Linked DNA regions of Mus musculus: all the other regions are linked to region 1. The links are chromatin loops, found by intact Hi-C in ENCODE. Cell type or tissue: left cerebral cortex. All regions are shown on one strand.

Region 1 (4,000 bases):
GCTGGAGCTGATTCTCCAACATCTCTCCTCCCGCAGCCTCACCGTACCCCACTGTGGTTCCCTCTATACTCTGAACCGCGCCGCGCCCTCCCGGCCCCACCCATCCCAATAAGCAGGGTCCCGCTTCTACACCCCACTATCACCCGCGGGGCGCCACCTACCGGGGTCCCGGCCCCGCCCAACCCCACGTGCCGCGCCCCGCCCGGGAGCTAGCGGCCCTTTAAACACCCCCACCCTTGCACACTACCCCCCCCCCCGGACGGCAGCCGAAGAGGGACAAACTCATGGCGTACAGCCAGTCTCTTCCGCGGAGCTTGTCCCCCGTAGCCCTAGCCCGCTGGGCTCTCCGCCCGGGGCTACGGTCCCCTGGCGCCCCCCACACGCCCCCGCAGCCGGATGCGGGAGTGTGGGCGCTGTCCGGCTCCAGGGCGGGGCGGGAGGGAACACGGACTCCGCCGCCGCCGCCTGCCTCCGCCTGCCGCTCGGGCCGCCCGCTCGCCCGCCGCTGGGTGCGCTGCACGCGGGGGGCAGCCGCGGTGCAGCAGAGGTTCATGCAGCGGCGGCGGCGGCGGCGGCTGCTGCTGCTGCCGCCGCGGAAACAGACAAACCGGGCGCTGCCGCCGCCACCCTCCCGCAGCTCCATGCCGCCGCCGCCGCCTCCTCCTCCTCCTCTCCGGCGAAGGGCGGGGGGCTCCGGCCCGGGGTGGGCACCACTCCTCGCAGCGCCGCTCCCCTCCCTGCCCTCCGCCGGGGCACGGGAGCCGGAGAGAGCGCCCGCCGCCTCCTAGGAGCGCACGCTCCGCGCGCCCTTGCTGGAGCGAGGAGGCGGGCGTGGGCGGGCGTCGGGGCAGCCGCGACCCAGCGCGCGGAAAGGGGAGGGGGCTTCCCCGGAGGATGCCCCGCGGCGGCGGCTCCTCGCTCTTAGGCGCTAGCTGAGCTGGACCGGGAGCGAGCGGCGCGTCGCCATGCCGGCGTGACGGGTGCCCGCGGCTGCCCGCGCCGGGCCCCCGCGCTGCCCCACGCCGCGCCGCGCCGGCGCCGGGCGGCAGGATGGGCTGTATCCAAAGCATCACCTGCAAGGCGCGGATCCGGCGCGAGAACATCGTGGTGTACGATGTGTGCGCCACCATCGACCAGTGCCCCACGCGCATCGAGGAGACCTCGCCCATCGTCCTGCGCTACAAGACCCCTTACTTCAAAGCCTCGGCCCGTGTGGTCATGCCCCCCATCCCCCGCCACGAGACCTGGGTGGTGGGCTGGATCCAGGCATGCAACCAGATGGAGTTCTTCAACACCTACAGCGACCTGGGCATGTAAGCGACCGGCCACGCCACGCGGCGCGGGAGCGGGGTCCTGGCCCCTTTCTCCACTCTCCATTCTGAACCCCCTCCCCAACCCCTCTTACCGTTGCCCCCATCTCTTTCCGAACCTTCCTCCTGCCTCCCCACCCACCTCCCTCCTCCCTGCGCTTTTGTTTCAGTGACAGGGCGGGTGACGGGAGGCTCCTCGCGAAGGCATTTTCTCGTGCTTTGCTTCTGACTTCCTCGGAGAGGCGAGGAGAATAGTGAGGGGCAGGAAGAACGCGACTGGGAGGGTACAAGAGGCAAAGATAGGATGATTGGCGATTGTCGTGGGAGTTTGGGGGCGCAGTCTGTATTTGTGGGTCTCCCTGGGAAGTTTGGGGAGAGGAGTGGAGTCCCGGGGGCGCATGGGCTGTGTCGTGCGTCTTTTGGAGAAAATCAAGCTGGCTTGGAAGAGAAGGTCCAGGGTGTAGGAATGGGAGTTAGAGGTTCTGCCTTTGCTTCCCAGGCCAGCGAGCCTAAGGAGCATCTCTGCCTGGAATCTCCAGCTGGGCAGAAAGCCCCTCTAGCTATGCGCCCTGAGGACCAATTCTGGGGCGGTGGGGAGCTGGAAGGCACCGGATGCTCCCGGGCCAAGAGAAACTGGTGGCCTTGTGCTAGCCTGGTGTAACACGAGGTGTTTCTTAGGCTCAAGGAAAGGATGAGACACTTCATCTGTCTGGGGTCTTTACTTTTCAAAACTTTCCTAATTGCGGCGCTGGAAGGGATTCCCAGGCGCCCACCGCCTATCCAGTCGGCTGGCTGGGAGCTCTCCAACTTCCTTCAGCAGCGCCGGTTAGAGCGCGCTGAGGGTTTGGCAGCTGCGGTGCACCTAGATCGCCAGGGCTCTGCGGCCGCCAGGGGCGGACATCCTGCCCTGGAACCACACTAGCTTTGAGAGGTCGTGTTCTGGACTTTTTTATCTACTAGATTTTCATCTGCCCTCCCGTCCCCTTTCGGAACTAGACTCCGTGTACTTGGCCACTACATTTGGCTAGGAGACTTGGGGCCTGTATTCTACTTACTATTACAATGTCAGTCTAGAACACCCTAATTAGCTTGTAGCCTATAGGGAAACCCCTTTTCTGGAAATTCAACCTCATTTCATTTCTTAATCTAAAACTGTGGCACTCTCAAGGTTTCCTATTTAATATGGATGTGGGATGGGGGAGTTCTCATTTTAAAAGGTCAAAGCATCTTTTCAGCAGCAGTTTTGGGGCTTTTTTTCTTGCACCCCGGGAGCATGTAAGTTAACACTAGTCATAGGTGCTAAGAGGAATTTTGACAGATTGTTTTGTTTCCATTTAACTCCCAGAGTTTGCACTTTGCTTCTTAAGCATAAAAGCTCAGGAGAGAGAGAGAGAGAGAGAGAGAGAGAGAGAGAGAGAGAGAGATGCAAACCCAGCTTTGCAATATGCCTGTGCACACTGTGTTCTTGTCTTTCTGGAAATGAGAGAAATGGGGGACGTATTTTGGGTGAATCATGCCACCTAAAAAGACACACCCCGAAAAAAGTGGTTAGAATTGTGGGCTTGTTTGTTTGTTTGTTGGGGGCTTTTAGAAACTCATTCTTTTCGGCCAAGTAAGAAAGCCTGGCAGGGGAGGGTGTCTGTCTCATGATGGGGCAGTCTGGGGAGGGGGTTTCTTAACCTTGCTGGGCCAGTCACAAAGCCTGAAACCCCTAGGAAAGGAAGCCCCCCCGGGGGGGGCTGGGCAGAAGCAGCGCCCCACCCATCTTTCTCATGACTACACGGGAGAGCCCTCTGTGGCTTCAAGACCCTTGTAAATCAGTAAATACGAGATATATATATAGAGAGATGTAGATATAGATATTCCTTCCATAAAATATAAAACATTTTCTGCCAAAGGAGTCGGGTTGAGCTGTACACAGACACGATAGAACTTCCTTGTCTCTAGGGGAGGGTGTGTCCACTTTTGAACCAGTTTTCACAGGCATGAATTCCTAACAATATATTCTCCTGTTATACCTTACTGAGTTCTTGCATTGGAGGTTTGGAAAGATTTTGTTTGTTTCGTTTAACTGCTACTTTCAATATTTTAAGATTGCTGGTTCCCGTGTTGTTGGGGAAGGGAAGCGAGAATAGTCTCCAAGAAATCATAAATTGCATTATTATAGATCTGTATCCAGAGTCAATCTCCCTCTTTGTGGTTGTAATAATTGTTATGTGTTTAGGGCCACTTTGGAGCTTAGGTTTTTACTGAACCAGTTTCTACAGAATATTTATGCTCTGGAAAACTTTGCCAATATAAACTTTTTAATGGGAACTCATATTGCATAGAAGTCACGGCAGTCTATCCGTTGTTGTGTCTACTTTAGCCAGTACTGTGAGTGGCAGACACTGCAGCCTGGGTGTTCACGCCTGTGCAGTGTTCTCTTGAAGAAGCATGGTGCTGTGAGTTAGGTTACGAGGGTGACTTCTCAGTATTTTGGAAAGAACTGTACAAGACTAAATCCACATCTCAAACACCAAGAAGCTACTAGTTCCAGGATTGAAAGAGCATGTCTTTGTGGCTTAAATGTTGAATTTCCTGGAGTAGAGATGGGGTAGGCTTTTTTATTAGCGTTCAAAGAATTGGGTTTTATTATGGCATTTTTCTTTTTTTATGGTTTTTTTGATATTTTTTAATTGGGTATTTAT
Region 2 (4,000 bases), 570 kb before region 1:
AAGTTATATATTTTCAAATAGCCCATTTTTGAGCTCATTAGATGGTCTTCTGTTTATTTGAGTCTGATAATGACGCTGTATATAATATTTTACATTCAATTTTAAGTACTTTTCTGCTTGAAGATTTGATTTTAAAAATTTGCTATCTGTTGTCTCTGATGAATTTATGAATTTTATTTTCATTTTCTTTCTTAAGATTTATTTATTTTATTTTATATGTATGAGTGTTTTGTCTGCACATATGTATGTGCACCACATGTGCCAGAGGCCAGAAGGTGGAAAGCTTATTCAAAAAGACAGCAGAAAAGTCCTCCAGTAGAGAGGAGAATGCAACCACCCATGTGGTGCCTATGGAAATCAGAACCTGCCCAGCACCAGGTATTGAGGAAAATAGCGATGGTAGCATTAGCGGATTTCAGGGGCAAAAACTGAGTTTTTCGAGGACTAAAATTGTTTACTTATAATAATATTTGCCGTTCTTAACTCTTTGCTTTTCTAGGATGAAAAGCCATTGGCTTCTGGTAATAAACTCTTGCTGGCATCATCAGGGAATTAAGAGGAAAAAAGGCTTAAGAAAAAATGCTGCTCAGGAGGCTCCTGCTGGCTAGGCAAGAGGCTTGCAGCTTGGTAACCCTTCATGAACCATAGAGAAAAGAAAATAAAGAAAGGGAGAACTCAAGCACACACACACACACCCTGCTCCGGCCATACCACCCATCTCATCAACTCTACAAGTGCTTATGCATATTTATACACACACACACACACACACACACACACACACACGTATGTAGGGACAAACAGACATACATATATACATTTGGTGAATGGGGCAGAGCCCCCAAGCCATACTTTAATTCTTCTCTCTGGCTTTCTTATACTTTCTTATACCTTTGTAGGCAATTTTTAAAAAAATTACCTCATAGATGAAATGTTACACAAAAGGGGCGTTACAGAAGGATGTTGGTGTTATCAGTTCAAAGCAGAGTTTCATTCTATAAGCTCATTGTAAGTTCAAAACAACAGTTTCACATGGCCTGGTGACAACTGTGACTTCATCCTTAGACCTGGCCTAAATGAATGTTTTTCCTTGGTCATAAATCTGTCCCAATCTTTTCTGCTTTCTTATTCTAGTGCAATCAGCCTGTAACACATAAAGGTTTACAGAGCCCTATTTGCAGCTCTTCAGAGAGTCAGAAGTTACTTGTGTAAATTTAGGAATTCCATAAACCTAGTATCAGGAACTATAAAAATTTCAGTTTGTCAACACAGCACTATTACGTGATAAGATATCTTTATTGAACTGCAGGGAATCTGCCCAACAGGGTAGGCTAATACCCAGGAATCATTAGGCTATGTAATAGTGACAGGAAAGGCATACCAGCAGGAAGAAGAAATCCTGGGATAAAAATCTCTGAAGATCCTGCAAATCAGAGCTTACCCATTGCAGCTGTGCAAAGCAGTGGGCCATCTCCAGAAAACCTACTTGTTTGTCTTTAGCCTTTCCTCAATGACTTCTGGCAGTTGAGTTCGAGGCCAGCCTGGTCTACAGAATGAGCTCCAGGACAGCCAGGGCTACACAGAGAAACCCTGTCTTGAAAAACAAAAATAAAAAAAAACAAACAAAAAACCCACCCCCCCCACAAAACCCAAACAAACAAACAAACAAAAAACAAAAAACAACCAAAACAAACAAACAAAAAGACCCAGCCATTTTAAATTCTCTGTCAAAGAGTTTGCACATATCCATTGCTTTCTGGTCAGTTTTTGATGCCTTATCTTTTAGGTAGGGTAATGGTCCTTTGAGCTGAATAGAAGCACCTATTATTGGACAGATTAGAAGTTTATTCCAGACTTCACTCTGTGGCTTTATTTGTGGCTATATTATATGGGCTGATATGTGGTGTGGTATGTGGTGTGGTGTGGTGTGGTGTGGTGTGGTGTGTGTGTGTGTGTGTGTGTGTGTGTGTGTGTGTGTGTGTGTGTGTGTTTGTATAATTGTGTGTGTGTCCTGAGCCTAGTCTGGTCTTACTCTAACACTAGAGGGTGTGTTCAGTATAGATTTCCTAGAGCCATGGTTGGTATATTATCAATATTTCAGCACTAGAGGGCACCCCAAAACTATATTTGCAGCAATCAGCAGTTGAAGCTGTTTTTCAGGATGGAATGGGTGTTAAAGCAATTTTTACTTTTTGATTTAGACATTTTTAAAGAGGATGTTTCTGTGCTGCCAAGATGGCTCCGATGGCTCTCACTGCCAAACCTGAGCACCTGAGTTCCACGCTGGGACCACGTGGTGGAAGGAGGGAGCCTGCTCCCTGAGGTTGTCCTCTGGTCTCCACATACACAGACACACAGACACACAGACACACAGACACACACACACACACACACACACACACACACACACACACACACACACAAAGAGAGAGAGAGAACAAATGAATATAAAAAATAAAATAAAGAGATTTTCAAATATTAAATATTAATAATTAATATTTCAGATTAAAAAGTGATGACTTTATTTCCAACCCAAATATCAGAAAATTCAACGTGAGTAACCCGTCTGATGAGAGAGAGCAGCTGATCACTGAGGCAGCTTCTTTGAAACAAGATCTTCAGACGATTGTGAATGGCTCTCAGTCTAAGAATACGGACACTTCTTAACCATTCGTTTCTGCATTAAAACACTCTTACTTGTGCAGTGTTGTTTTGAGACACCCACGAGATACTGTTACTCTTCACAATTCTTGTAAACAGCAAAAAGAGCGTGCTGCTAAGCCAGATCTGTCGGACTTACACATGGCTGTGGCTCTTGTAGAGGCGGAGGCTTCAGTCTCAATGACCCGAGTAACAGACTGCCAGGGAAGGCGGGAGACTTGAAGAGGGAGTGGCTGCATCTCACAGCCACACTGCACAGAGGCTATTATTATCATTTACTGACAGGAAAGGGAAACAGAAATAGGAAGTAAGGGATCTGGGCCACTGTTGGTAAGATTAGATTTTTTATTTCCAAAGGCAAGTTTTTTTTTTTTTTCCTTCCCCTTCCTATTTTTAGTTAGAATTGGCACATCATGGCTTGCATTTGGGGTGACTCAGTAGGTGGTTCTTAAGTCCTCTTGTCTCTGATCCTTGTACTATCATCTTAAATTTGCCGAGCCATTTTAGGCTCTTGGACATTGCCCAGAAATGTAAAGTGCTGAGGAGATGCAGGTTGCAACGTCTCTATTCCGTCTGCGCAGAGTCTCCCCCACACTGATACTGGCAAGTCAGATGGACAAGCGCTTTGATGAGTCAGGACACCTTGATATCTTTTTAACTCTTACAACTTTTGCTGTTTTATAAATGAGAAAGCTGACATTAAGGTAGATTAAGCAGTTTCCCTGTGGTAATACCAAATAGTAAGAGGCAGATGTGGTCCTGACATCCAGCCACCTGGCCCCAGTGCCTCTTCAGCAGATTCGACTTTCTCTGGAGGGCGAGGAGCTCTGCCCCTGGTGTCTATTCGGTCTTCCCATACCTTTTCTAAGTTTATACATCGGAGAAAGGTGCCTTAGAAAACAAAGAAGACACAGGACCATGACCGGAGCCACGTGCCATACAGAGCAAGGGAGGGCTGAGGGCTGAGAGCTTCCTCTGCTCTCCAAACAAAGGCTGAGTGTGGGAGACAGATGAAAAATTCACAGTAAAAAGGAAGGCAGTGATAGTGAAACTCTATTTCTTACTTGTTATTTTTTTAATTGGATATTTTATTTATTTACATTTCAAATGTTATCCCCTTTCCCAGTTTCCCCTCTGAAACCCCCCTATACCATCCTCCCTCCCCCTATTCCACCCACCCACTCCTGCCTCCCTACCTTGGCCTTCCCCTACACTGGGCCATCCAGCCTTCCCAAGACCAAGGGCCTCTCCTCCCATTGATGTCTGACAAGTCCGTCTTCTGCTACATATGAAGCTGGAGCCATGGGTCTCTTCATGTGTACTCTTTGGTTGGTGGCTT
Region 3 (4,000 bases), 81 kb after region 1:
GCACATGCCACGAAAAGGCCTGAGTCTCCCAGATCTCAGCTTACAATACAGGCACACTACCTGGGACCTGGGGTCCTCCCTTGTTTCCAGCCAGAAACATTGTCATTGTCCTGGAGTCATTCACCCACAAATCAATTAGCCTAGAAATTAAAAACAATTGGGTCCAGACCCCTTTTGTTATAATGTCAAAAACAATGACTATTTCAGACTGCTTTCTATCTGTGACAGCTGTTTTGATATTGAACCCTTGATCTTTGTTCTCCGCTGCATGCCTACCACATCCTCAAGTCCTTGTTACGGCCCACAAGACAGGGGAGGCTGGAAGCTAGTCCCCTTTCTGCCATCCATACAATGAATCATTTTGGATCCTCCTCCATCACTCCCCCAACGAATACCTCAAAGGCCAAAGTCATGGTCTAAGAAACAATTCTGCATAGTAAAATAAAACAGCAATGCTTCATAAAAGATTTTACAAAAGGCTTGCACATACATTTTCTCGTCCACAGGAAATCTTATAAGAAGTGTCGTACAGTGGTGGTTGTGGTGTTATTGTCTCCATTTTACAAATAGCAAATCAAGACCAAAGAGGTTAAATGGAATATCCACAGGCACACAGACAGAAAAATGCCAAGAGCCAGGATTCAAACTGGGCCTTTTGGCTTAAACCCTCATGTTCTGCCTCTGTATCATGCTGGCCCTTAGTTTACCCCTTAGCACAAAAGAGAAGAAAGAAAAGGAGGAAAGCAAGTCACTGTCACCTGGCACAATCATGTAGTCCTCCCCTGCCTACCAAGTGGAGTCATTAAAAATGAGAGACTGAAAGCTGTTTTCTTCCTCAAAGAACCTTGTAATCCCCAGGGAGGTTGGCCCAGAAAAATGCCTGTCAGGGACGGTGGTGTGGGGGAGGTGGCTGTCATTTGTAATTAATGGAGTAAGAAAGCTGTTCCCCTGGTCTCTGAATCCCTTAAACACCACAAGTACAAAGACAGGCAGGAAGCATGCATCCTACAGCTGAGGTCCCAGCTGAGCACTGCCCTGCCACCCGCAGTCCCTCAATGCGCACACAGGAGCAACCCATGGGGTGGAGGCCGTGGAAACAATGGCTTTCCAAGGCCTTCTTGGCACATTGACTGTTCTTGTTAAGAGCAGAGGGCACAATTAAACATTGATAGAGTCAGCTCCCAACTGAGTTGAAAAAAAAAAAGAGAGAGATAAACACACACACATACACACACGTACACACATAGACAAAGACCTAAAACACACACACACACACACACACACACACACACACACACACACACACACACACACTTTCCAGGCTGAAAAGAAAATTAATCAAAAACCCAATGAATGCCTGAACTCTATAATTAAGCCTAAATGATCCTTAGATAGAACAGGAGCTGCGTGAACAAGCCCAGTGAGCAAGCACACAGATATTTTTACCGCAGAGTCTCACTGCCATTAATTTCTTTTGAGATCTTGAGTACATCTGGTCCCCATTTCCCTGGTAGGACATCTGCCTATAGAAGGCTTTCCAGAGAATTACCAGTTCAGTGACAGCCAAGGTTATCTGGCCATTCCCAGGCACTTTTATAGGAACTCCTGTGGGGAGATGTGGTCTCATCAGTCCCCAGGTCAGCCACACACTCTCCTATAACAGCCCATCACTAGCCTCAGTAGACATTGGAACGATCTCTGAAACGCTCTGGAGTGTCTCAACTAAGCCTTGCCTGACATGAGACATTGTCAGCTCTGTAGACACTCTGGACTCGAGCTAGTTAGTGAACCCTTGGGCACCATCAACTTGGAGAACCAAAGCCACATTCATCCTCTATGAAGGATCTGGGAAGGTTGGCGATCTCACGCCTCCCCCAGCATTAGCCAGCCGGCTGACAGAAGCCTATACCCAGGCAGAGACAGAAAAGGATGAAAAGGAGAATACCATGTGGTCTTTCAGGTAGCTAGAATTTCACAAGGTCTTTAGGAGGGGACAGGTGGCTGTGTGTCAAGGCCAGATGGAAAATCCCAGAACAACTTGCTGGGATGAAATAGCCACAAAATCCATCATCCCATAACAGTGGTATTTTCATCATTCTGTGCTAATGTAGCAGACACAGAGGGGAATATATGCATATATATGTATGTATGTGTTATGTATATATATGTATATATATATATATACACACATACATACACACACATATATTCAAACCTTTGCATGGGTCTCTACTGACCTGTCCATCCCTACAGTTTTGGCTAGGAACTTAAAATTTGACAGCCTCTTTACAGATTTGTCATCTTGAAGCAGATAAAAAGAGAAAGGAAGTAAGTACTTCTCCCTAAACTGCACATACACACACATCCCAGGCTATCTCACAATGATGGAGCTGTGATTGGTTATGGCCTCTCTGCATTGCCTGTAGTGAGTCCATTATCTATGGTCTCTCTTGGACCAGTTACATAGTTTTCTTTAAGCCTGCCCCAGTCCCTTTCCCATGCCTCAAACTGTTCCTTTCTCCCAACTGGGCCTGAGAGAACCTACCCAGATCTTCTTTCCAAGACATATGGGCAGAGAGCCACATGGCCAAGCACAGAGCCTCTTTTGCCTCTAGGCCCACATTTGTCTTTAGCTTTCCTAAAAAAAAAAATGTGGGTTGAGTCTTAAAACAGCTGAGTGCTGGTTCAGAAATACCTAGAGAAAGGACACACACACACACACACACAGTGGGGGAAAGAGCCAGAACACATAACAAGGCCCAGTGCCACATGACATTTGAGGTATGTGGACAGGTCTGTGAGATACTTAAATGATAGCATTATTGAATCGGGGGCTGGATAAGGGCCAGCATTAGCACCTGAGCAAGAAGGAGATAAAAAGAAGGACAAGATGTTTTGTCACTCAATAGGCCTAGGGCAAAGGTGAGCCAGGCAAGGCACCAGGATATCTAGAATTTAAAATTTAAGAAGATGCTCGCTCTTGGGTCTCTGCACTTGCATGTTTCTGTAAAAGTAAGCCTTTTGGGTGTTGGCCTGAGTACCTGGCTTGCCTCCTTGCTCTCTTCTCCATTTCTCATCTACCTCTGATTCTCTGCTTTCCACGCAAGAAGAGCCAAGCAGAGGAGGTCTCATGGGATATCTCCAAATAGCTCATTCTTCCAACAGGCCTTTCTATAGAGTGTCCTACAGACTTGACAAAACAGAGTCCCTTGCGCTCAGGGACAGTGCTCATAGGAAGCTGTAGGAGGCACTCACTCCCACTGGGTCATACATTGTGAGGAAGCCCAGGACTTCCTCAGGGTTTAGGGTCATCTCTCTCTATCTAGTACATGAACCAGGCTACCTTTTTACAGGAACTGTTCTGGCCCCTCTCTAGTCCCTAAGGGTAGATAAATGATAGGGCAAACCTTTTCTACCATGCTCTTCTAAAGAAAAGCACAGAGAAACCCTGCAGCCCCATCAGTATGTAACCAGCACTTAGGTGAAAGACACAGTGATTGTCTCCATCTGCTGTGTCCCCCCTTACCCCACCCTAGAAACCAATTAGAATATTCCACACAGATGTGATCCAATGAGATGATATTTGTAAAAAATAAAAATTTAAAAAAAAAAGAAAGCCAGGAAAGATAATACATGCACTTCTGACTGAGAACGATTTCATTAAACTGGGCTTTGAAAGCAAGATAGCCAATTAAATTATTTCTCACTCCACTCCCTCACGCACCAGAAACGACGGGAAGCTATTACTTCTAATTAATTAGAGAAAGAAAGACTGTGCATATGCATATGAGTTGAACAGAGACAGAGACACTTCCCCACCTGACTCTTCATGCTTGCATGTACACATGAACATGCACACAAGGACACACACCAGAAAACTAAGGACTGTCTCTCATTGACTCATGCCATGGATTTTCTTAAACAGGCACACACACACACACACACACACACACACACACACACACACACACACACACACACACAAATTCCTATTCCCAAG
Region 4 (4,000 bases), 180 kb after region 1:
ATATATATCAACGCCATTAAAAAGCAACCCTTTGCAGAGAAGTCGTCTCCCAGATGATCTGGGCTGCTGGTGTTGCTGCCTTCATTTTCATTGTTCCTACGCCCCTCAAAGACCATAGAGAGTGAAACAGTTTTGACGGGAGTTGAGGGGCATAATGCTAAATGCTGTTATAACTTCAATTGCCAATTGCATGAGATCCAGAGCCACCTGGGAAACGGAACTCTGGGGATCCCTGCTAAGGGTTATCTTGACTAGGGGGATCCTGAGCTGTAGAAAAGGGAGACCCTGGGCCGAACACAGGAGCAGTGTTTTAAATAAGAATGACTTCCACAGGCTCATATGTTTGCATATTTGGTCCCCAATTAGGAAGGATTAGGGAGTGTGGCCTTGTTGGAGGGGCGTGGCCTTGTTGGAGGGTGTGGCCTTGTTGGAGAAGGTGTGGCCTTGTTGGAGGGGTGTGACCTTGTTAGAGGAGGTATGTCACTGGCTTTGAGGTTTCAAAGATTCACACCATTTCCATTCTCTCTTTCTCTGCTTTCTACTTGTGGATTAAGATGTGAGCTCTCACCTGTTCCTGCAACCATGGCTTCTTCTACCATTATATACCCTAATTCTGGAAACCTAGAAGCCCAGTTAAATGCTTTCTTTCATAAGTTGCCTTGGTTGTGGTATTTTGTCACAGCAACAGAAAAGTAACTAAAAAAAAGAGGTATTCAGCCCTCTCTGCTTCCTGATTATGGGTATGGGATGGGCTCCTTCTTTAAGCCCCTGCTGTCTTGATTTCCCTGCCGTGGTGGACTGTACCTTGAATGGTGAGCTTCCTTTGTTGAGTCATTTTGCCAAGGTTTACTATCACTCCAATAGAACAAGAAACTATAACACCCAGGAAAGACAAGGAAAAGTCAACTATCCACATACCCATACTCTGAATCAGCCAACCACTGATAGGAAGTAGGGTGAGGGAACCATTTCTCTGTTAAATATGTATGGAATATTCATTGCATTGTTACATAAACAATACAATGTAATAACGGTTATGGCATATTTATATCTTATATTTATTCCTTATTCTAAGGAATCTAGAGCTGCTTTGAGTGTATAAAAGGATATACATGGATTCTATGCACATACTATGCCCTTTTATGTGAGGGACGTAAGCGTCTGTGGACTTGAGTATTTGTGGAGAATCCTGGAGCTCTTTCCTTGCAGATGGATGCCAAGGCATGACTGTATCCACATGTCAGAACAGGATTCTCCACTCTGAGCTGAGAGCATACAATATGGAGCTTGTCATTCTGGGGAATGACCAGAACTTCCTTCCATAGCTCAGAGATGGAGTCAGACAGCTGCCCCTCTTATCTGTCAGGAGATCTGCAGCTTACCAAATGTCTTCTCCCTCTTGATCTCAAATGTCATCAGCCCCCCCCCCCATGGCCATTATCTTTCTTCCAGAACAGTAACAATGAGCTCATAGGGCTGAGACTGGAAAAGAGAGGCACTCCATAGTCACACAGCTCTCAGAAGGCTCTGCAATTGCTCATTGTATTTCCTAGGTTGGGACAGGTTTCCTGCCATTCTCTAAGGTCCCCTTTCACTGTGAGAGGCTGTGCTAGGTGAGCTAGTGCCAGGGACCAGAGAGAGAGAGAGAGAGAGAGAGAGAGAGAGAGAGAGAGAGAGAGAGAGAGAGAGAACCAGGTAATGCCTTGAAGTTAAACTGGACAAAGGGTGGAAAACAAAAAGAGTAAAGAATGTAATAGGCCAGCCTCTCTGGTGGCTGTAGTTAGTACATCCCCATAATCAGTAGGCAATGGCTCTTTAGAGGCAGTGAGTAAAAAGACCAAGAAGCATCTGGAAAAAAAAAAATCAGCACATAACGAAGTGTAGTAAGATGGACCAGGGAGGCGCCCTAGTGGTAAAGTCTGTATCAGAAAAGTCTAAGTTCCGTCCGCAGCATCCACATAAATGCCATGGAGGCATGATGGCTCATCTATGATCCCAGCCCTCAGGATGTGGAAGCATAGGCTCGCTAGAACAAGCTGGCAAGCTCTCTGCTCAAGTGACAGGCCCTGTGCTAATAATATATAAGGTGGAATAAACGCATACACCATGCATACCACATACACATATACATACAAAAACAGAGAGATGTGGTAAGTTAACCTTAGATCTTGGTAAGTTCTTCTGGGTGTGTGTAGAGGCCATGTGAGTGTGTGCACATCTGTGTACAGGTGCACTCAGCTCTGTGCGCTCTCCACCAGAGTTTTCAGACAAGGTCTCTCACTGGACCTGAAAATCACCACTTCAGCAAGTTGGGCTGGCCAGGGAGCCTCCGGAATCTGTCCATCTCTACTCCCCCACAGCACTGGGCATAAATTAAGCAGAGGGGTGATATAACCTGATTTATGCTTTAGAAGGATAATCATGGCTGTTATGAAGAGTTCAGATTGGAAGAGTGGAAGCAGGAGGGCACGTTAAAATATTATGAATGGGCCTCAGTGCATTAAAAATTAATCTTAGGAGATGAAGTAAGGTTTATCCCATAAATATAAGACTAAGCCAACACTAAGAAATCCATGGGTATATTTTATCACAATTTTGAAATGACAAAAGCACATGGTTATCTCAGTAGGGAGAGCATAGGCATTTAATAAAATTCAAATGCATTCCAAGTAAACAACATTTTTAAATGTGAAAATAGACAGCTTGCTTCTCAACATGATAGAGAGATCATGTTTCCCACTGATATTATTTTTGGCTGTCAAGGGTTAGAGGCCTAATGCAAAGATGCCTGTCACTCCCATTATGCCTTATTGCTTTGTTTATGATGTTCTAGGCAATCCAATAGGACAAGAACCATAAATAAGAAGCATCTGCTTGGAGAGAAGGTAATGAGCCAGATTATTTTTCCTGAGGATCTAACCCTTGACATGAGGCTCTGTTGTGTTGTGTGACTCCTGTTCACCACTGTGCAGTTCCTGAAGCACGTTAGAGAGACACCTTTCCAAGGAGCAGAGACACTAATTCTCCTAGCTCTTAAGCTGGGAAGCTGAGATGTGGGAGTGAGTTCGTGCTTACAAAGCCTATGGGTCTTTTTATTAAATTTTTTAATTAATTTTTTAATTATTTTTGCGTACAGAAAACTTAGCAGTGAACACTTAACCAGTTTAGTGGTGAGTTCTTTAGCCTTTACTTTTTCCATCTTGATGTCTCTTAGTTGGGACATCTCCATTGCCAGCAGCTTTCTTCTCAGCATGGTCCAGTAGCCTTTGCTTCTTCTCTTGCTTTGTCTCTGAACTGTACTTGTGGGCAAGCTTACACAGCTACTTGGCTATTTGCAGTTCAGGGCATGGGTAAACTGGTTAATGACAGGAAGTGTTTTGAGCCCCTGTAAAGAAAGGATGGCTCTTTGCCACTGCAGCCTGATGTAATGGAGCCATTTGACAAAGTGTGAGATCTCTTTTGGGCTGGATGTCCTGCCCAATGCTGAAGTTCTTGGGCATTTTCTCAAAGAAAGGATTGACAACCTGTTTCTCCATGATGGCTGGAGCCGGGCCACCTTCTTCCCCCTTGGCCTTCTTTCCTTTGGGCATCTCGCTCGGCTGGAGGAGAAAGTCAAAGCCTATGTGCTTATGTAGTGCTACCAAAATGCAAAGAGATGAAGCCAAGGAGCCACTGCCAACTTGCACTATCTTTTTCTTGTCTTTTCTTGTCTTTTTTCTTTTCTTTCTTTTCTTTTTTCCTTTTTTTTTTTTTTGATTTGGTTGGTCTGTGTAGCCCTGGTTGTCCTGAAATTCACTCTGTAGACTAGGCAGACCTCTGTCTCAGAGATCCACCTGCCTCTCCCTCCTGAGTGCTGAAATTAAAGGCCTTTGTCACCACTGCCTGGCTCAACTTGCTTTGTTTCAGAGCTGTGGAAATTGCAGACCATGTCTGGGACCTAGAGCCCATTAGCAACTCAGTAGTCTTGGAGCTAGAGGGAGGTGATATCGTGGGCAGGGGC
Region 5 (4,000 bases), 52 kb after region 1:
TGGGAGCCATTTGGTTTATTCCTTGTGCTGGCTCTTGTTACTTAAAGAATTTGTGTACTTCATCTGAAAAATCACATAAAATGCTACTACTAAGGCAACCTAGGCTACACAGTGAGATCCAGGGTTAGCCACCACTAAGCAGCAAGAAAATCTGTTTGTTTTTTTTTTTTTTCCATTTTGTTTTGTCTTGGATGCTTAGAAAGTCCTTATAGGCTTAGGAAATAGCTCGGGTGGTAAAGAGACAGGTGGACTCTGTAGTAGTAATGGGTGAAGCCAGTGTGATGAGAGACCCAGCCTTAAAACACAAAAGTGGATATCAACTGAGAAATGCCACCCAAGGTTGATCTCTGACCTCTACATGCGTACACACATGCATGAGCATCCTTCACACACGTGCATACACATATGAACATGAAAATTAACTAATTGGTGCCTTTCAGCTGGGTAGAAGATCTGTATGTGGATAGGCAGCCTCCTAGGCAGGTCTGTGTTTGGTCTTCATGGCCTTTGTGGTTTGGAGAGTGACACTGCTGTGGGGTGACATCTTTCCCATCCCCCACCCCATCTTCCCACACCACACAGGACAGATCTGAGTAAAGGCCTCGTGTTTTCATAGCCGTGTCCATCCATATGCAGGTTTCAGTGGACAGAGACACCCATCACCAGCTGTCAGGATGTTCTGTGCAGAGAAGGGTAGGCAGAGAGAGGCAGGGCAGACAAGTCCTCCCCCAGTCCTTGCCGCCAGCTGGATGAGTACAGAACTGTTGACTTTCTAATGCCGCATACACAACCACCTAATTGGAACCTCGTTTATTAAATTCCTCTTTCAATGATCAACGATGTTTGGAATCCTAATTGTTATCCACACCCTCATGAAAATACATTTAGTTATGGACTTAATTACTGAGGTTTATAAAGCTTCAATGTTCTCTCGCCACACGTTTAATCTTTATAACTCAGCTGTGAGCCCTGTCTTAACACCTGAAGAAATTGGAGCAGTAACCTGGAAGCTGCATGGCAGAGAGAAAGGATTTCAACAGAGCCTTATCTCCCTGATGAGCGTGTCTCTGCCCTACGCCATGTTGTCTCCCACGAGTCTGGAAGTATGGAGGAAGCAGACCAGGGAAAGGGCTTCAAAGCAAGAACCTGCTTAAGGCAGATCCTGGCCAAGAGCAGTCAGTTTGGTCCAGAGCCCCTGGCGAGAGTCAGCTTGCCCATCTACTTAGCACTTCTAGCCCCTCGCCCTACCTCCCAAAAGAGGATGCCTAGGATCTAGGGGACACCGGCCACCATTAGGCTGAATGACCACCATCAGAGGAGGCTTTTCTGTATCTTCATTTACTTCATTGGAAACTGGTGGTTTAGAATCTCTCATATCTCTAACTTAACCATTTTAACAATGCACTTAGAATGGTCTTCCCAAGATTAGAGACACGAAGGTCCGATGGTTTAGATCCCAGCTGTAGCAGTTACTGATATGACTCTGGGTTGATATGATTATGTAATTTTACATAATCCTCGCAGGCCTCAGTTTCTACATCTGTAAAACGCCTGTGACCTGGACACATACCTCTGACAAGCGTTGATAAGGTGAAATGAGGTGATTGTTATATCGAGTGCTCAGCACACGACAGGCATGTAGGAAATGCTCACAGAATCCTGGGTGGTCCAGGGCCTGGCAGTCATCCCTGTGCACTCTGAGAACAGGAGTTTAGGCAACACCCACTTACTGCAGGCACTCCTTGAATAGTGGAGAAGGGAGTGGTGGGTGTGGGAAGCTAGTGTATGCTGTCTTTGCTATCAGCAGCGGCCAGCAGCCACAGCTTCATGGAGGTCCTTTCAGAAATCTGTCTCAGCCAAGGCCAGAGCACACTTGAAAGCACAGTCTGAGGGCACATGCCCTCTCGAGCTCCCAGGTTTCTCTCGGGTACTGCAGGGTTTTCACCTGAAACCCTCATCAGAGAATTCATAAATGGAGTGACATGGAGATCAGAAGAAAAGGAATGGTCTGGGCTTGTAGACCCTGCTAGGGACTCACATTTATCTGCCTTTTCCTCAACCATAGACTGCCTTGTGTCAGTCTATGCAGAGACCAGGCGTGTGGGCACAATTACAATCAAAATGTAATACACGACTAACAACAACACTAGTCTCTAATGAATCTATCCAAAAGATGGGAATGAATAAGCTGAAAGAGAAAGGCAGAAGCCCGGGAGAGCTGCACCCTAAGAATGGAGGCAGAAACAGCGGTGCCAGAGAAGCCTCTACCTGCCTTGAGAAGAGATTGCAAAATTATAGCCTGGGAGGCCAGGGTACTGAGTAATGTCTCCTGATGTTAATAAAGTCTTTGAGAGCCTGGATCGTGCAACCTATTGAACTTAATTTATATTCTCTTAGGCAAAATCAGCATGACCTGGATAGAAATTTAGCCAGAAAGTAATAAACCCCGGAGAGCCACAGGTTTATGAAGCACCCTCTCAGCAGCCGGGAGCCCTGCTCTCTACTCGCTGTGTTGTAAGTGTTATAGGAGACTAGATAATATTGGACATTTATTAAATGAATTTGATGTGCCAGGAATTGTGCTGTGAACCCTGAAGACCTGCACTCACCAGACACCCTCAGAAGCCCTCTGCAGGAAGACATTCCAGTCAGGTCTTTTTCTGTTATAAGATCTGTTCTTTGACCTTGGGAGTTTGAGTTTTCTTTCACTCAAGGTGGCCAAAAAGAAGTCATATTCCTGGTTACTTGTGAAGACATCAAGAGGCTTATCCCAGTTCTGCAACAGATCATTAGCCAGGCTGAGTCACAGTCCCTGTAGTCCACCTATGAGGTAGACAGCAATTCCAGCCTCGGCCGCAAAGAGGTCTGAACGCTACTGAGACTTCTAGGTTTCACTCCACACTTGGGGACATCATGTGTTTTACACCTCTCAGCCAGATACTCAAGCTTAGAAAGCAGAGGCCTACAGTTGGGGTGCAGAAAACAGATGGGAGTTCCAACTTCACACTGCCCTTACCACCCTTTCTGCCTCTCCTACGGACCTGGAGAGACTTCTCGCAAATTCCATGAATCTGGGGACTCTTTGAGACAGAAAACAGAAGCTGTTTCCCACCAGAGCCCATCCACCTGAACCACATAGCTGTTTCACCCTAGGGAGCTAGATAACAGGACCAGGTCTGGCCCAATGTTTCTAGAATGGTCAGGAGACTCTGGTATACAATGGTCTGTCTCTCTACTTGTCTCTTTCCCACAGAAGCCTCACATCTTCCACCCTATGAGTTTGTTTCTTAGAATTAGTGGTTCAGGGACTAGAGAGACAGCTGTTTGGCAAGGTGCCTGCAACATGAGCAGAAGGACCTGAATTCAGGTCCCCAGCACCCAGGTCAAAACTGAGCTGTAACCCTACCCCTAAGAGGAGGTGGAGACAAGTGGATCTCAGCGCTCACTGCCAAGCTGGTCTAGCCAATCAGTGCACTCTGGCTCAGTGATAGAGCCCGAATCAAAAATAAATAAATAAATAAGGTGGGGGGGAGAGAGAGAGAGAATATCCAACATCAACCTATATATATATATATCCTTACACATATGCACATTCCCACACATAAACCTAGACCAGTACTTCTCGACCTTTCTACTGCTGGTACCCACTGCTCCTCATGTTGCAGTGACCCTCAGCCACAACATTATTTTCATTGCTATGTATGACTGTAGTTTTGCTACTGTTATAAGTCATTTTGTGAATATCTGTGTTTTCCGATGGTCTTAGGCGACCCCTGTAAAAGGGTCACTCAACCTCCAAAGGGGCTGTGACCCACAGGTCACTGTACACACACACACACATATACAAAAAATGATAGTTCATACTTAATATTTCATTCATTGCACCTCCTGCATTCTTGTTCATATTTGTTGATGGGAACTTTTGAGATTTCTCTGACTCCTATAGAGATGTATAGGACATGGGACCATCCAAAGCTGGATGATATAGGGCCAGGATTAG
Region 6 (4,000 bases), 210 kb before region 1:
TTGTACTGACCACATTCAACGCTGTAAGGAAACAAACTGCAGACCCGTGTGTACTTAGGAACCTGAAAGCAAATGCAACAACAAAGCAAAAGTCATTCCCAGTGATAGCTAGCATAGAGATCCAGCATGAGCAAGTGGGACTTAATTCCAAGACTGTAAATCTACCGATTTATAAAATCCAAACAACATGACCTCCACTTCTATCGGGGGACAAGGCCCTATAGGTGATAATGGGACACAGTGGGGCACATGAGTGGTATCAGGATCACCGAACTTCTGTTCCCAATAGAGGTCATTTATATTAATTATGTTTCTCATTGTTGTAACCAAACACCCGACAGAAGCAAATTAAAGAAGGAAGGGTATTTTGGGCTCATGGTTTAAGAAGGGATACAGTCTACCACAGAGGGTAGGCAGGGAAGTGGGCACACGAGGCAGATGGTCACATTGCATCTGAGTCAGGAAGCAGAGAGCTGACAGGAAGTAGAGCTCAGACAGAAACCTCAAGGTTCATCTCCAGCAGCCCACGTCCTGCAGTGAGGCTCTGCCTCTTCAAGGTTCCATAACCTTCTGAAATAGAGTCTCCCATTTGGCACACTTCTCTTGAACCCACAGCCCACGGTGATCTCACAGAACTGCACTGGTAGCCTTTTCTGGTTGTTGTTGAACATAATCACTCAAGAAATTCTTAGGAGCTATCTCTGGAGAGCTGGACACAGTTGTGGGTATAATGCTGCCTAGAGAAGAGACACAACAATACCTCCCACAGCCTCCTGGGAAAGATCCAGTCTCAGGCCTCAATCCAGATCAACAGAACCAACACCAGCTCAGAAAAGGACAAGCAAAAAAAATTTTTTTTTCTGAAGAACTTAGCCAACATAGAAGCTTTCTTTAGCGGATAATGCACTTATACAAACATCTGATGACCCCTTTCTTTCTAAAGTGACACTGAGACCTGGGGACTGGCTGTTCTTCTCTTGACAAGAGGTCCTGTTACAACAATCCCCTAGAACTGAATCACAGACTGGTACAGGCCTGCCAAGAATCCTGACTCACCAGCCAAATGGTACTCCAAGGACACCCAAGGACATGGCTGGAGCTGCAGCCACCTGTGAAGCAAACTGAGAACCAAAAGGCTGCCCAGACCCAGGCTCGGTCTGTGGGATGTTTGCTGGGAAGGTCAGCCAGATCTCAGTTCCACCCTCCTCACCTCTTATGTCTTTAGTGGCTAGTTTTAGTTCTCAAAGCTAACTAGAACACCAAATTCCTTTCACTAAGACTCAGACTAAGACACAGACTTAAAAGAATGAGGAAAACCTGCCTTTATGGGAACTTTGGAAAATTAAAAGAACTGAACAGCAGTCAGAATTGCAAAGCTGGTAATATATATTTTATAAGGGTTAACTTTCTCATACTTCCTTTTATAGAGCAAGAGATATTTGAATTCCTCTTCTAGTCAAAGAGGGAAAGTAAGCCTTGAACCTCCAAATTTACTCAACAATCAGATCAGCTCAACCCGAAATCTCACAAATTCCATCTTAGACCTGTCAAGGTCACATATGCCCATTGTCAACACAAGTTAGTTCTCAGTAGCCTGCCCTCCTGGAATCCCGAACCATGTCAGTCAGGCATTTAGCCCAGGACACCATGAGCAGCTTGGATGCTGTGTACACTTAAGTTTCTACCCATCTTGGGGTGTGGGGAATCGATTCAACTCTTCAGCTGTGTCACATCACATGGTCCCTGGTAAAATGTTTCACCAACGAGTTTAGTGTAGAAGGCAAGACGAGCTTAGCAAAGCTTTTAGTTATACTACGCACTTGATGCTGTATTAACTGCTCCTGAAGTCAAGACAGAGGATACAGTCCCCGAACAGTTGTCTCCATCCCTAGTCAAGTTAATTCCATCTTTTTTTCCTGTTTTCTTCAAAGGCCTTATGCACTAACCCTTTCCCTGTGGCTGTTTACCCATCAGAAGCCTCACTCAGCAGAGGAGGAGCCCTCTTGTGGCCAAGATGGTATCTTATTTGTCCGTAGAGGCCCAGATCCCAGCATGGTGCCTGTCACGTAGACTCAATAAATGTTGAACGAATGGGCAACGTCCTGCTATGTGAATGAGAATATTCTCCAGTAAGTGTGCCGTCCTAACGATCTTCTCTGAGGGCATTGGCCTGCTGTTTCCCCGTGGTGTTAGAAATGGAGAAGGCTGACTGAATAATTCCACGGCTTCCTTCTGAGCTCTTCCCTTAGACACAGACCACTGTCAGGTTGCTAATACTGTTTCCCTGGGCCCACCACGAAGGATGCCGAGCCTTATCACTCTAAGGTGTTTGCTTCACGTAGCAACTTGCTTTTTAATGAGCTTGTTTATCTCACCATCTCGGATGTTAATGTGGTCGGGAGGGAAGCATGCTGATTGACTATTACCAAGCAAAGTGGAAAGCCTCCAGGGAGAGCATCAGCTACAAGCTATGTGCTAACAATTATTCAATAACCAAATTTTCTTAAAAGAGAGAGAGAGAGAGAGAGAGAGAAACAACACAAGAAGAAGTTGGAAAAAGCACAAAATGAGCCACAGAAAAATAGGACAAGTTTGAAAGTTGCTCACATATCCAACTCTCAGCTTCTAGCTGGAGCCTGCTGGACTGTAAAGTGACTTCTGGCACGTCTACTTTACAGAGAGAAAATAATCCTAGGCATAAAGAAAGGTAGGTTTAAGGCCCACTGCTCCATCTTTCTCAATCTTTCCTTTTCTGATTTGCTTTCATGGTAGCAGTCTGGTTGTTGACATCTGGCATTTTCTTACAGGACAGCTCCAGCTCGTTGCTCTGTATTTGCAAACTTCCCCCCAGCCCCCTCTAGATGAGTTCTCTACTCTGTGATATGATGTGACCATAGGCTGGTCTCATTGTCAGCCTAGCCTAGGCTGCTTTCCTTCTGCCTTCTACTGGACTCAGCTTCTCCTGTCCGGTGCCGCTACAGTACCAAGTCCCATCACAGAAACTTCATGCTTCGAGGGCAGTCACTGCTGCCAGAGTTCCTTCCTCTCAATTGTCCCTAATAACATTGTCTTTCTCCCAAAGTCTTTGAGATTATAACTGCCTCTCTCTATGGCTAAACTCTGTGTGCCTCCATACATCTTATCTGTTGTTTTAACCTTGTTCACACTTCTGTAGTTTTTAAATTCACATTTCTTAATTTGCACTACCTATTTGGTATAGGTTATTTATGCAAATATTATGCAAATAATATACATCAAATCAGCAGTGACACCTAGCTGTCACTTTTCATTTCCTAGTTCTCTATAGGTTTTGGTAGCTTACCCCATCCTTCCATCAACATGTTTGGGCCTCCACTGTAATCAAATCCTTATCCACAATGTATAATTAAGGAAAGTGTGACTCTGAAGCTAAGCCACTTATCCAAAGGTATTTAGACATCTAATTACTTTTTCCTAAGGAAAAACAACTTCATGCAAAAATAACACAAACATACTCTGAAACAGGAAGAAACTTTAAATTCTCCTTAGGGAGGTGAGGAAAGACAAGAACAAAGCAAAAATTAAAAAAAAAATGTGTGTGTGGAGTGGATGGGTGGACTGATCTCAGAGAGAAGCCAGGCCATTTCTCTATGGCAGGCACCTACTAGAAAGACTGTGTGCCTGTAGGTTCAGTAGTTTGGAGAAACTGTCTCAGATAGTGATGCACATTTGTCTGGCTGTCTTATTTGAAGCAAGCACAGCAACTGGAGGGAGTGAGAGATTGGAGAGAAAGGGGGTGGGCTGGCATTCATCCATCTCAAAGGCGGGGGAGGTGAATTTCTCCATTTAGAAAACACAGTTGGATGACATGACATGGCCAGGGTAGAACAGTCCTTCAAGGCTTGTGGTCGGAAAGCAATTGAAGATGCCCAGAAGTCTTATTTGCAAACATGCATCCCTGTCTTTCATCCTCGCTCAGCTCCTCTCGGGCAAATGGAGCATTTGTTTCAATCTCAGGGCA
Region 7 (4,000 bases), 330 kb after region 1:
GTCAGTGAAGGTTGGTTAGAAGTCTAGGAGGAGGTAGGAAACCACCAGTGAGAGGAGAAAGAGGGATGGTGGTGGTGGGTGTGTGTGTAGGGTGGGGGCTGGAGGCGTATCAGGGAGGGTGGGTTTGGACAATGTATATTACACGTGTATGAAAATGCCATAGCAAGGCGGGCAGTGGTGGCGCACGCCTTTAATCTCAGCACTTGGGAGGCAGAGGCAGGTGGATTTCTGAGTTTGAGGACAACCTGGTCTACAAAGTGAGTTCCAGGACAGCCAGGGCTACACAGAGAAATCCTGTCTCGAAAAAACTAACAAAAATACCGTAACAAAACACATACTTTTGAATGCTAACTAAAGTGGTACAACATAAATTTCAGCCAGGCATGAGGGCCCACGCCTGTAATTTCAGCTCCTCCAAAAGGCTGAGAAGAGATTGGAAGTACCAGGCCTGCCTGGGCAACTTAGATCCTGAGTCAACAATACAAAGTTAACAATGGAAGAGTATTTGTCTATTTTCTGGGGTCTTTGGCTGGCCAACAATTTCCTTTAGGGAACTGTTGGACTTTCATTTTGCCATAGCCGGAAGCTGAGAGAACAGCTCGGAAGAAGGAAGGGCTGGTTGCGATTGTTGTGATTCATGTTTTCAGTTCACAGGTAGCCCTCTTCTTTCAGGGCCGTGACGAGATGTATATTACAGTAGAAGAACGTGGACCAGCAAAGCTATCTACAGTATGGTGTCTGAGAAGACAGGGAAGGGCTCCCAGCGACCCCACCTCCTGCTTTCACCCCTTCCCAATAAGCCCATTATATTAGGAATCTATCAGGGACTCCATCCATCAATGAAGGAGGAGCTACCAGGAGCCAGTCACTGCCCCAAAGCCTGTCAGCTGGCAGCCATATATCACCAACACTTGATCCTGTGAGGACATTTCACACTCAAACTTTGACAGGACACTTAGCCTCTCTTACTTCATAGGACACTAGAGGTGCTGTGATGGTTCTACTGACTGTCACCTTGATGCCATCTAAAATCATTCAGGAGACAAGCCTCCAGGCATGCCTGCAAGGGACTGCGTAGATTAGCTTCACTGACTTTTCGAAAGGCCAAACTGAAGGAAAAGGGGAAGGGAGCTGGTTTGGCTTGCTTTATTCTAGCTTCCTGGATGCAAGGGCCATGTGACCAGAGGCCTCAGGCCTCCGGTGCTGTGACTTCTCTGTCACAGTAGACTACATCCTTGACCACTTTACATAATCAGGGTACCAATCTTATCTCCAGTGACTGGGATCTAAGAAGGCAGGAAGAAAAGAATGAAGTTCTTGCTGTTTTATCTGGGTGTGTTCATGTGTTACTAGGGATCGGACCCAGGTTCTTGTACATGTTAGGCAGGTGCTGTGCCATTGATCTAGAAGGGTTGTGTTTTTTTTTTTCCTAGAAGATGCTTAATCTTTATCACTTTTTGGCTGTTTACTAGAAGAGATATTTCATGTTTTTAACACATACTCGAGTGCATGCATGCACCTCAGAGGTGATGGATGGTCATAAGCTTGACCCTGGTGATCCTATCCCTATCTATGGGCATCAGAGCACCCCACTCTACACCTTACATAAAACCAATGTCATAAAAAAGACATAGGTGCATGAGTGTGTTGCCTGTGTGTATGTCTGTGTGCATGTCTGTGTTGCCCTCGGAGGTCAGAAGGGGCTGTCTGTCGTCTGTAACTGGAGTTATAGACAACTGTGGGCCACCATGTAGGAGCTGGGAGTTAAACCTGAAGTAGTGAGTGCTTTTAATAGCCTGGCTATCTTTCCAGCCCCCAAACCAATTTGAAGCTACAGGAATAAAAAGGGAAATTCTATGTGTTTCCAAACCTCACTCTTCATAAAGCTTCCTCCTTTCTGATACTGATGCACAGTCTACCCACTGTTTCCTTCCTCCTTGGCATTTATTTCCTTTGCTGCTCTTTTTTTTTTCCCCCCCGGGGGAACCTGGAGTCCTTACTTTATTTCCTCCCTATGTAGAGTTATCTGCAAATCATTTTTCCTGTATTTTGTCCAATTTTATGGTTCCTTAAAGCAGAAAAACTGGCTCCAGCTTTCTCTGAAAGAACATGAAGTCTCCCGCGGCTGAGACCAAAGGACATGGAGCAAAGTGGATCCTAGAGCGCCACCCAGTGGCTCTGACGGGAACTTTATATTGCCTGGGTTCTCTCGGATCTTTCCTAGCAACTCCCCTAGCAACCCATGAGTCAGTCCCTTGGATGCACTGAAGATTTTACCACCTGGAGTATTTTTGCCCTGTTTTTCTTATTCTGCCACCATTTCCGGTTCCTATAATATTTGTTCGTTGGTCAGTCCATTATAAATAGCTGCCACTTAGCAAGGTCACAATGCCAGATATTTTAACATCTTTCACAGTTCCTTACAAATGTGTATCACTTCCTCTTAACACACAAGTGAAAACTCGGTGAAGGGACTAAGCATCACATTCAAATTCATTTGTTAACGGACAGAATCGAGATTTTCCTCTTTTCATTACATCATCGACAGCAGTGGTTCTCAACCTTCCTAAGGCTGTGACCTTTAACACAGTTCCTCAGGTCGTGGTGACCCCCAACCATAACATTATCTCACTGCTACTTCATAACTAACTTTGCTGTTATGAAAAGTAACATAAGTATCTGGTATGCAGGCTATCTGATACGTGACCCCCGAAGGGGTCAAGACCCTCAGCTTGACAACCGCTGACCTAAGGAGTCCTTAGGGAAGCAATGCTCCCTTCCAGGTCATTCCAACAATTACTTCCCAGAAACTGATCTAATCACTAGCTAAGACTTTGCATTATTGAATACAGAAGTCTCGGAACACCAGCTCCCATGCCCTGTAAATCTGCTTTTCTAAACTGTGCACGCCTTTAATCCCAGCACTTGGGAGGCAGAGGCAGGTGGATTTCTGAGTTCAAGGCCAGCCTGGTCTAACAGAGTGAGTTCCAGGACAGCCAGGGCTACACAGAGAAACCCTGTCTCGAAACAAACAAACAGGGGCTGGTGAGATGGCTCAGTGGGTAAGAGCACCCGACTGCTCTTCCGAAGGTCCAGAGTTCAAATCCCAGCAACCACATGGTGGCTCACAACCATCCGTAACGAGATCTGACACCCTCTTCTGGAGTGTCTGAAGACAGCTACAGTGTACTTTACATATATTAATAAAATAAATCTTTAAAAACAAACAAACAAACACCCAAAAACAAAAAAACAAAAACAAGCCGGGTGTGGTGGTGCACGCTTTAATCCCAGCACTCGGAAGGCAGAGGCAGGTGGATTTCTGAGTTCTAGGCCAGCCTGGTCTACACAGTGAGTTCTAGGACAGCCAGGGCTATACAGAGAAACCCTGTCTTGAAAAACAAACAAACAAACAAACAAAACAAACAAACAAAAAAAACCTGCTTTTCTACTAGCTGGAATCTACAACTTCAATCCTTCCCATATTTCCTTTTGCTGTTTTCTGCCAACCATAGTAAAGCTAATTCAGGTACACACTGAAAAAGGCCTTCTCAGCTATTGTGCCGAGTAGGCTTCGGGTGTGTTTGTATAAAATCACTCTGCATGCTTAGTGTTAGTATAAAAGATCATAGCTGATGGTGTTCGTGGTAGAGCACTTGCCTAGCATTGACAGGGCTCTGCATTGAACCCTCAGTACTGTGAAAAAGAAAAAAGAGTCTGTTGTAAATACGGATTCAAAGAGACTTCCCAATTACATCATTATAAGCTAGACTATAGGGGCTGGACAGATGGCTCAGCAGTTAAGAGCACTTTCAGAGGACCTAGGTTCAATTCCCAGTAACAGCTGTTTGTAACTCCAGTTCCGGGGATTCGGTTCTCTTTTCTGGCATCCATGGGCACTGCATGAATCTGGCTCACAGACATACATGCTGGCAAAACACCCAATACACATTGTTTTAGTCACTGTTCTATTGCTGTGAAGCGACACCATGACCAAGGC

Evidence for each region. A loop is a pair of places that touch in the nucleus more often than their neighbours do. Peaks named below come from ENCODE experiments on the same cell type or tissue, not always from the same donor. Only the 100,000 strongest peaks of a DNase experiment are listed, where the experiment ranks them.
Region 2: a loop joins it to region 1, with 2.3 times the contacts of the local background. A loop is called at or near these places in 3 of 42 quality-filtered maps.
Region 3: a loop joins it to region 1, with 2.4 times the contacts of the local background. A loop is called at or near these places in 2 of 42 quality-filtered maps.
Region 4: it touches region 1 in a loop (2.2-fold over the local background); 3 of 42 quality-filtered maps call a loop at or near these places.
Region 5: a loop joins it to region 1, with 2.2 times the contacts of the local background. A loop is called at or near these places in 7 of 42 quality-filtered maps.
Region 6: it touches region 1 in a loop (4-fold over the local background); 13 of 42 quality-filtered maps call a loop at or near these places.
Region 7: a loop joins it to region 1, with 4 times the contacts of the local background. A loop is called at or near these places in 7 of 42 quality-filtered maps.

The regions. Positions count from the first base shown.
Region 1 is chr1:167,000,516-167,004,515 of GRCm38, forward strand. It overlaps Fam78b (family with sequence similarity 78, member B), which reads left to right and starts at 902. Exons shown (of 3, transcript NM_175461.4): 1 at 902-1,313. The coding sequence starts at 1,051. In left cerebral cortex, CTCF peaks have their summits at 150 (motif pointing left) and 2,201; DNase peaks (open chromatin) are centred at 282, 465, 735, 1,162 and 4 more places; H3K4me3 peaks cover 3,028 bases; H3K27ac peaks cover 2,147 bases.
Region 2 is chr1:166,427,084-166,431,083 of GRCm38, forward strand. No RefSeq gene overlaps it. Among named protein-coding and RNA genes, the nearest start is that of Gm39694, 3.6 kb to the right of the region's middle. In left cerebral cortex, a CTCF peak has its summit at 2,113 (motif pointing right); DNase peaks (open chromatin) are centred at 2,153, 2,886, 3,119 and 3,562; H3K4me3 peaks cover 410 bases.
Region 3 is chr1:167,081,927-167,085,926 of GRCm38, forward strand. All of the region lies in intron 2 of Fam78b (family with sequence similarity 78, member B), which reads left to right. The region is part of intron 4 of Gm33610 (a long non-coding RNA gene); the gene reads right to left. Among named protein-coding and RNA genes, the nearest start is that of Gm33610, 21 kb to the right of the region's middle. In left cerebral cortex, no CTCF peak of the experiment used is centred here; DNase peaks (open chromatin) are centred at 1,526, 1,811 and 2,598; H3K27ac peaks cover 1,084 bases.
Region 4 is chr1:167,182,799-167,186,798 of GRCm38, forward strand. No RefSeq gene overlaps it. Among named protein-coding and RNA genes, the nearest start is that of Gm33668, 65 kb to the left of the region's middle. In left cerebral cortex, a CTCF peak has its summit at 1,917; a DNase peak (open chromatin) is centred at 1,917.
Region 5 is chr1:167,052,511-167,056,510 of GRCm38, forward strand. All of the region lies in intron 1 of Fam78b (family with sequence similarity 78, member B), which reads left to right. Among named protein-coding and RNA genes, the nearest start is that of Gm33610, 51 kb to the right of the region's middle. In left cerebral cortex, no CTCF peak of the experiment used is centred here; a DNase peak (open chromatin) is centred at 1,737.
Region 6 is chr1:166,792,806-166,796,805 of GRCm38, forward strand. No RefSeq gene overlaps it. Among named protein-coding and RNA genes, the nearest start is that of Gm33404, 60 kb to the right of the region's middle. In left cerebral cortex, a CTCF peak has its summit at 2,003 (motif pointing left); DNase peaks (open chromatin) are centred at 495, 731, 1,008, 2,014 and 3 more places; H3K27ac peaks cover 748 bases.
Region 7 is chr1:167,335,448-167,339,447 of GRCm38, forward strand. No RefSeq gene overlaps it. Among named protein-coding and RNA genes, the nearest start is that of Gm24182, 12 kb to the right of the region's middle. In left cerebral cortex, a CTCF peak has its summit at 2,176 (motif pointing left); a DNase peak (open chromatin) is centred at 2,176.